Regions from separate parts of the Homo sapiens genome. Here region 2 is linked to region 1. The links are chromatin contacts, found by Hi-C or POLR2A ChIA-PET in ENCODE. All regions are on one chromosome and are shown on one strand. The core of a region is the stretch at or near the end of the contact, and the rest is flanking DNA. Distances in the headings are between cores, read along the strand shown.

Region 1 (4,152 bases), core at 464-2,963:
CAATTCTGTCCAAAGAATTTTACGTTCCTGTCCACTGCACTGAAAATTAGAGATAGGCTCTCACAGAGGAAAAGCGATGCAAAACAAAGACTCTCAACAGCCTGAATGGAAATTTCTAGAAAAAATATGGTTCAGGTGGTAACTTCTTATCCGTTAAGAAGGACCAGTAACACTGATTCTGTCAGACATATCTTCTCTCATTTCCAGAAGTTTGGATTATTTCTAGATTTTTCTATCTCTTTCTCATCACCTACTCCTTTAGTTCCCTGCTTATCAAATGAGTGCTTTTCTGGCTTTACATTGATCATCGCCAATTTTTACTTTTCTTCTTTCTTGTTTTATTTGGCCATTGTTGTCCAAGAGAGCTAAACTTTGCCATCCTGTTTTGCCAATAGATTCTATCATTTATTTCAATATTTCCTGTCAGATATTAGTACCTGACTTGATGGATTTTCTATTTTGTATGTGTTAGTAATGAATATTAGTGTTTATAATCTTCTTTAAAGCTCAGAATTTATTTTAAAGGGAACTATTAAATCTTTAGGTTGGTGATACTGATCTATGTTTTAATGATGGAAAGCTGGGGAAAAATAATTTTAAATTAAACCTCACACCATTAACAGAGGCAGCATGAAGTGTTAGAAATTAAATTGCTTGTAAGTGGAGGTTATAACCCAGGTTCTGTAACAAACTCTGGGTGACTTTGAGCATGTGTCACTTAACCTCTTTGGGCCTTAAGTATCATCATCTGTATGTTAAAAGATTTTCAAGAGACAGAACATAGGTCTCTCTATTTCTGCTTTTGTTTGGCTCTCAATCCATTAATCCATAAATCCTCTTTGAGCTCCTGTGTGACTCTGATGCAACATTGATTGTCTACAATGACCAATAGCCAAGATCCACCCGGCCTGTGATTCCCACAGCTGTGAGACTCAGCTCTGAATCTTGAGTTGCCAAGGCACAGAGATTCTCTTATTATTTCTTTACTATTTCCTAATGGCTCTTTTGGTTTTCAAGGCACAGAAAGAATTCTCCTGACAGATGCTTCCACTGGGTGCAAGTAGCCCTGCTGCATAAACTTCTCCTATGCAACAGCTGATGGAGTTGAGTTTCACTGTGTCCATAGATGTCCAACACCATATTTAGGAATTTCCCAGACTCTCATTCTTCCCCAAATTCCCACCCAAACTGCACCCCTGTGGAACAGAAGTGAAAATTGACTAAGAATGTTATTCAGAATCAAATGGGAAAGTTTCCACAGCTCCAGGTAATAAAAGTAAAAAGACAGGGTGATCTTTGAATTCCTCTGGAGAAAAATTAAAATGTTCTTTATTAGTTGCTATAGTGTCCAAGGAAAGCCTCCTCTCACCCTTTTTTTTTTTTAAATAAGGGCTTCTCCTTCCTACACAGTTCTTTTAATACAAGTGAAAAATTCCAAATTCCTCATTTGTTTAGCTTGAAAATCCCCTGCACATTCCCACAAACTACTTCCTTTTCTCTCTTTTTAGCAAGACTCCCCTCTCTTTAATGAAGAGAAGTTCAGAGGGTTTTTCCCATGAATAGATGGCAGGCACCTGGGAGTTATGAATTTTAAAGTGATCATTTTCTTTCAGCCATGCTGGACAATGGGCATCTCCTTTTGACTCACTTTCACAGCTTTGAGAGGCTCTCAGATCAGCCACATTCCAATCGGACTGGAGTCAGATCAGAGCTGTGCTGGACCGCATCAAGGTCTCGCACAGAAAGACAAGGAGCAGATGGCCGGCACCGAGCCCTCCTCCCCCTTTCAGCGTGCAAAGGCAGGCAATGTGGGAAAGCGTTCGCCCGGCATTGCCTATTGATCCCTGAATAGAACCACCGCATGCCACCAGCCTGTAGGTATGAACCTCTGTTAACAGATGGTGAGATCATTATGAGCAATTAATTCCTTTAATGTATCAGTGGGAACATGTTGGAAAAGATGATGCAAGCACTGAGTGAATAGTGAACTTCTCACTCCTGGGGGAGCACGCAGGATCTACCTTGGGGGGTGCTGGGAATATCTTCCCAGGCTGCATCTATATCCCAGGCTGGAGACAGGAGCTGGGAACTGACTCCACAGAACAGAGGTGTGGTTTTCATTAACTAATTGTGAATCCTTGCCTTTCTTCATGATTAATGCCAGATTTGTCTCTAGGTCATTTTTATGTATACATAAGAATCATCCAAAACACAGAAACAAACAAAAACAATGTTGGTCAGTAAGTCCAAGATGCATGGGGAATTGTTTCACAGAAATCAGCAAAGTATCAGGTCATGGGTCACATTTGCTAAACACAAATATGGTTGTGACAGTTCTAAATTGAAAATAAATGTTGCTTTTGACAAAGATAAAAGAATGATAAAAATATGCACAGCCCAGCATTGGAGTAAGGAAGACAATGTTTGGACGTGTTATAAATTAGTACTTTTAAAAGAGGATTTAAAAAAAAAATGAACCCACATATATAATGAATTGGAGCAAATGACACATGTAGCAAATTATTTCCCCCAGCATAAGCTGGAATAATTTTTAGATCTCAGTAACAATATGAGAATGACTATCAGTGGCCAACTGAAAAAACCTGGTACCCTGTTATTCAGAAATGGCTCTGAGTACTAATCAGTGCAATAACAATGGCGTTTTTACATGTTTCCCGACTTTTTTTTTTTTAATATTTCATAGTGGAGGTGTTTTTCTTTCACAGGAAAAAGAAAAATCTTCTAACACAGTATGGATCATTGGGCAGAAGACAGAAAATACAGAAACAGGAAATACAGGCAACTATTCACTTAATTCATATTTAAATGACACTTTCTGCTTGTAATTAAGACACTCAAGTAGTGTCTCTGTTCATGAAATTTACATAACTGTACAATAGCTTGCCTAAATGAACAGCAAATGGCAGTTAACTTTGAAGTGTATTATCTTAATTGAATAAATCTGGCTTTAATTCAATAAATTAAAAACATAGAAAAAATATCGCAAAGACTTTTAAAAACAGACTTGCCACCCCCCATAAATACAGCATGGTACTGTTTATAGCTGTGTTGGAATGCTCGGACATTTTCCAGTATGATTTTAGAACTCTAAAAGCATTCCGGTACACACTCACTGTTTTTCCATCATTGTTTCCAAAGCAAATCAATGTCACTTTCTGGAAATCATTGATAAGAATATCTGAACACGAAATCAAAACACATAAGCTTGCTTATATGAGATGGTTCCTCATCTGGGCTTCCAATTTCTCCATCTCCATGGGAAATCTGGTCTTTCTCTTTTTCAATTCTGTATCACTGAGTGTCCTATGACATAGAGAAAAGACTAAATAGAGGAAAATCGTTTTCTTGCATAGGAAATACACGTTCCCATCACTTTTCCATTTAAATCAGATTTACATGGATCATAAATCCCTTCAGCATAGGAGAACTGACAGAAGATGCTAAATTCTCCCCTCCCAAAGTTTGTTGCTTTAATCAGCACCATCGTGTTTCAGTGATTATATAGTTAAGGAGAAGAAATCATGCAATATGTTTTTATTTGCATGAAATAAGTTAATTAGGCACCACCTGTGCCTTGTATCAGTCAACTAGGGGAAAAAAAAGGCAGGAGAACACAGGTGTTCTAAGAGCATCATAGTAGATTTTATACATTAACTTAAAAATTCTAAAACCTAAAATCACTTATCAGAATCCAGCAGCGCATATTGCTAAGGAATAACCCATGCACGATTGCGCACGCACACACAGACACACACACACACACACACACACGCACACACACACAGATATAAATAAAAATCGCTGTGAAGAAATTCCTGGTTTCTTGGCTAGCAAGAAAAAAAAGGTCGTAATTCATTCTTTCCTCGTTCTCACAGTGTTCACTATTGTACCATCTGCAATATACAATGTACATGCTCAGCCATAACCCATACGGCTGGAAAAGAAGCATTCACACTGTGAATTACCATTTTTCCCAGCATCTAGCTCTAGTCAAAGACAGCACAATAATAAACTAGAAGCTCCTTTGTCTGTTAAACATTGTTCTTCATTACTACATGAAAAGCAAATTGTCTTTGTATAGAGGAAGAGTGGCACACACGGCCATGGGAGTGGGGGAAGGGATTTGTCTCT
Region 2 (4,202 bases), core at 478-2,977, 130 kb after region 1:
AATCATTTATATTATCAGAGCATTTCTTTTTTTCAGTATTTATCTTAGGAGTTGTTTCTTTTAAAAATTCCTATTTGTTCTGATGCATATATTTCTTTTTTTTTACAGATCATTTTTCTCTTATAAAAATTCTGTAAACACAGCCATTCTTTCTGTATTTGTAATTTGAGGACCGACTGGAGTTATTCCTGAGAGGGCTATGTTCCTGAGAGAACAAAATTATTGTTTTTGAAACTCTAGAGAGAACTGCTCTGGCAAAAGAAATGTATCTTTTCATCTACAGTCATTCTGAGGTGAAAGATCTCATGATCACTCTGGACTATACAACCCACAAGCAGACTTCAAGGATACCTACAGGAACCCCAGAAGTCCTGATTGATCACACAGGCCCTAAAGACCCTATCAACTTGTTTATCAACTTGCAATTCTAATTTCCTGAGAGTAAAACACCAGTAAAAAATAATCTCCTCCCTCAATATTCTAGAGAATGCAAAGAAATACACAGTCACTGTAGACCTGTGAGCTTTTGCCAAGTTTGGTTTTCATTATTATACATATGAAGAGAATCATCTTCGCCAAAATCTATAAAGGGGCTGATTAACTCAGCTCTGTAGTAATTGTTTCATATTAAATCAGTCCAAAAGTTTAGGGCATGTTTCTCAGGAACTCTTTATCTAGCATCAGGTATGTATCTAAACAGTATAGTATCTGTTAATTTTGAAGTTATATAAAAAAAGAAAATGTGCATTTTCACACGTCTTAGTAGAAGCTCTTTACAGTTTATATAATCCAATGTTGATAGAGTAAAATTTTTTTATTCTTTCCAGTAATCAAAAAGTAGTCAAAATAAACAAAAGTTTCAACTTTTAGAGGTATCATTTTTTAGATTAGATTGCTTATATGGTTTGATGCTTTCTTAGAAGGTTGAATGATTCTAAAATGCTTTTAAGAAAAACATCAAGAATAAAAAGAATTACTTAAAACCAGGTCAAATAAAAAAAGATTATCAGAGATCTCATAAGGCTTGCAATATCATTTCAAGATTTATTTTAAAAGTAAGATTGCACTTTGTTCACTATTCTTCCCCTGCCAAAAGACACAGAACTTCCTTGTGAAACTGTGTTTAGGATCCATACCATAATATCATCTTTTCCAGGAAACTGAATCATAAAGAGGTCTATAGGGTGATCCTAGGAATGAAATCCCAAAATTCCGCAGGATGGGGCTAAGGTTTGTATTTTCAACCTGAGAACTTCAGGCTGCTTCTCCTTCAGCAACCTCCTCCTCTTCTCCACTGCAGCTCCCCCCAGCCTCCCTGAAGTCCCAGGGAGCTGGGGCCTGTCCTTCCTAACACAAACTTTCTTTCTTCTGGAAGTGCTGGAAAATCTCAGAGAGACTCACTGTCTCCCACATCCTGTAAATTTACCCAGGAGAGAAGCACTGTGCACACTTTGTGAGGAGGGTCGCGCTCATTGGAGAGACTCGGTGAAAGCAACGAGGAGACTGTACAAGCACACACGCAGCCTCTTCACCTCACACTCCACAGCTATTTCTCATGCACTCTGGCCTTAACTTTGCTGACCTTGCCACCGCAAGGTTTTATATCACTAAATAACAGAGCACGAGGCTGCCATGGTGGACAATCTGCCTGCACTTGCCCCTCCACATCACCAAAGCTCCTTAGATCCCATTCATCAAATATTTGCTTTTACACTTAAACACACAATTTATGAAACACAATTTCTGGTTCACCTAACCCTTGCATGACGTGAGTTTTGAAAAACCAGTAAATTTTCCTGCTGACATTCCTCAAGTTACACGCTTTCCTGGTCCTACAGGCAGTGCAAGTTATCTGCTGCCCTCTTTTGAATTTTAGGGCACACTGCACTCCTAAATAGGGCCTATTGCCTGAAGACAGCCTCTTTTCCCTGTCTAGGGGCTGCTTCAACCTTCTGGCTAATCCAGAGCCTACTGGAACAGCACTTTAACTCCCCTTTTGAGTGCTACTTTCTCTGCTGGTGTTCTTCCAAAGCAAAAGCAAAACCAATTTTATGAAGCAGCAAAAGAAGTATAAAGCATGCTATTACTTGTTCTTTTCTTTTTTCCCAGCTTATTGAGGTATAATTGACAAATAAAAATTCCATATATTTAAGGTATACAACTTGATGTTTTCACATATGTATACATTGTAAAATGATCATCGCAATCAAGCTAATTAACTTATCCAACACCTGATATCATTACCATTTGTGTGTGTATGTGTGTGCTGACAACACTTAAACGCTCTACCCTCTTATCAAATTTCAAGTATACTGCACAATATCATTAACTATTGCCACCATGTTGTACACTGGATTTCCAGAACTTATTCATCTTGCGTAACTGAAAATTTGTACCCGTTGACCAACATCTCCTTACTCCCCCAGCCTCTCCCCATAACTACCCTTCTAAACCTGCTTTGATGAGTTTTACCTTTTTACATTCCATATATAAGTGAGGTTATACAGTTTTCTGTTTCTGGTTTATTTCACTTAACATCCTCCAGGTTCATCCATGTTGTCACAAATAGGAGGATTTCCTTCTTTTTTAAGGTCGAATAATATTCCAGTATGTATATATACACTACATTTTCTTTACCTATTCATCCATTGACAGATGCTTAGGTTGTTTCCATAACTTCGCTATTGTAATTTCATTTCTTATCCGCCTGCCCCCTCTGGGCTGATCTATTAATTCCCCTAAAGTGTCTGCATGTAGTTCTGTTGATAAAGATACTGAAATGAAGAAGTATGCCAGAATACGATTTGCAAGCCTGTCCAGCTGAAGATAGCCATCCTTCCCAGACAGTAGAGGTTGAGGTTCTCACAGCAGTGACAGGTCACAGGGACATAGGCAGCCCTTCTAGGAAGTTAAACCTGCTGGGCTAGGCACGGCTCATTAACCCAGGTTTTGTGCAGACCTCCCCAACAACTGCTCTGCTGCAATGGGAGCATTCTCCAGTAACCATTGGTACCATGGCCCCTCCCTCAACCCCTCCCTCATAACGTCTCCCTGTGCTACCCTGACGTCCCTGGATAATCAACGCTCCTATTTCCTAGTGCCTACCAAACACGAGAAAGAACAGGTGAACATGACCCCTAAAAATAAAAAGAAAGAAACTATTGCCAACTTTTCCTCAAAATCATGCGGGGTTTTTTGGAGGACAAGAAGATAGCAACAATATAGTGCTGAGAAAAATCATAATATTGTGTCTGGAATTGGTGGGTTCTTGGTCTCACTGACTTAAAGAATGAAGCCGCGGACCCTCACGGTGTTACAGCTGTTAAAGTGGCGCGTCTGGAGTTCGTTCCTTCTGATATTCGGATGTGTTCAGTTTCTTCCTTTTGGTGGGTTCGTGGTCTCGTTGGCTCAGGAGTGAAGCTGCAGACCTTCGCGGTGTTACAGCTCTTAAGGCGGCGCATCTGGAGTTGTTGGTTCCTCCCAGTAGCCTTGTGGTCTCGCTGGCTTCAGGAGTGAAGCTGCAGACCTTCACGGTGAGTGTTATAGCTCATAAAAGCAGTGTGGACCCGAAGAGTGAGCAGTAGCAAGATTTATTGCAAAGAGCAAAAGAACAAAGTTTACACAGCGTGGAAGAGGACCCCAGAGGGTTTCCACTGCTGACTCGCGCAGCCTGCTTTTATTCTCTTATCTGGCCCCACCCACATCTTGCTTACTGGTAGAGCCGAGTGGTATGTTTTGAGGGCGCTGACTGGTGAGTGTACAATCCCTGAGCTAGACACAAAGGTTCTCCACGTCCCCACCAGATTAGCTAGATACAGTGTCCACACAAAGGTTCTCCAAGGCCCCACCAGAGTAGTACAGAGTAGATGCAGAGTGTGGATTGGTGCATTCACAAACCCTGAGCTAGACACAGGGTGCTGATTGGTGTGTTTACAAACCTTGAGCTAGATACAGAGTGCCGATTGGTGTATTTACAATCCCTGAGCTAGACATAAAGGTTCTCCAAGGCCCCACCAGAGTAGTACAGAGTAGATACAGAGTGTGGATTGGTGCATTCACAAACCCTGAGCTAGACACAGGGTGCTGATTGGTGTGTTTACAAACCTTGAGCTAGACACAGAGTGCTGATTGTTGTATTTACGATCCCTGAGCTAGAGGTAAAGGTTCTCCACGTCCCCACCAGACTCAGGAGCCCAGCTGGC

What was found. Hi-C counts contacts between places; a loop is a spot of excess contacts on that map. ChIA-PET counts read pairs that join two places held with the same protein, here RNA polymerase II (POLR2A).
Region 2: a loop to region 1 is called in a map of Caco-2, with 2.4 times the contacts of the local background. The contact joins two enhancer-like sites. A Hi-C loop is called at or near these places in 2 of 168 maps with a recorded cell type or tissue (Caco-2 and aorta). POLR2A ChIA-PET finds 5 or more read pairs at or near these places in 1 of 52 experiments (activated T-cell).

What each region holds. Positions count from the first base shown.
Region 1 is chr6:19,718,043-19,722,194 of GRCh38, forward strand. No RefSeq gene overlaps it. Among named protein-coding and RNA genes, the nearest start is that of LNC-LBCS, 85 kb to the right of the region's middle. RefSeq lists enhancers at 949-4,152, 1,077-2,276. Within about 2 kb of position 1,714, at least 2 of the 41 ENCODE cell types and tissues checked have a DNase peak (open chromatin) inside an H3K27ac peak, as active enhancers do.
Region 2 is chr6:19,850,164-19,854,365 of GRCh38, forward strand. No RefSeq gene overlaps it. Among named protein-coding and RNA genes, the nearest start is that of ID4, 15 kb to the left of the region's middle. Within about 2 kb of position 1,728, at least 3 of the 41 ENCODE cell types and tissues checked have a DNase peak (open chromatin) inside an H3K27ac peak, as active enhancers do.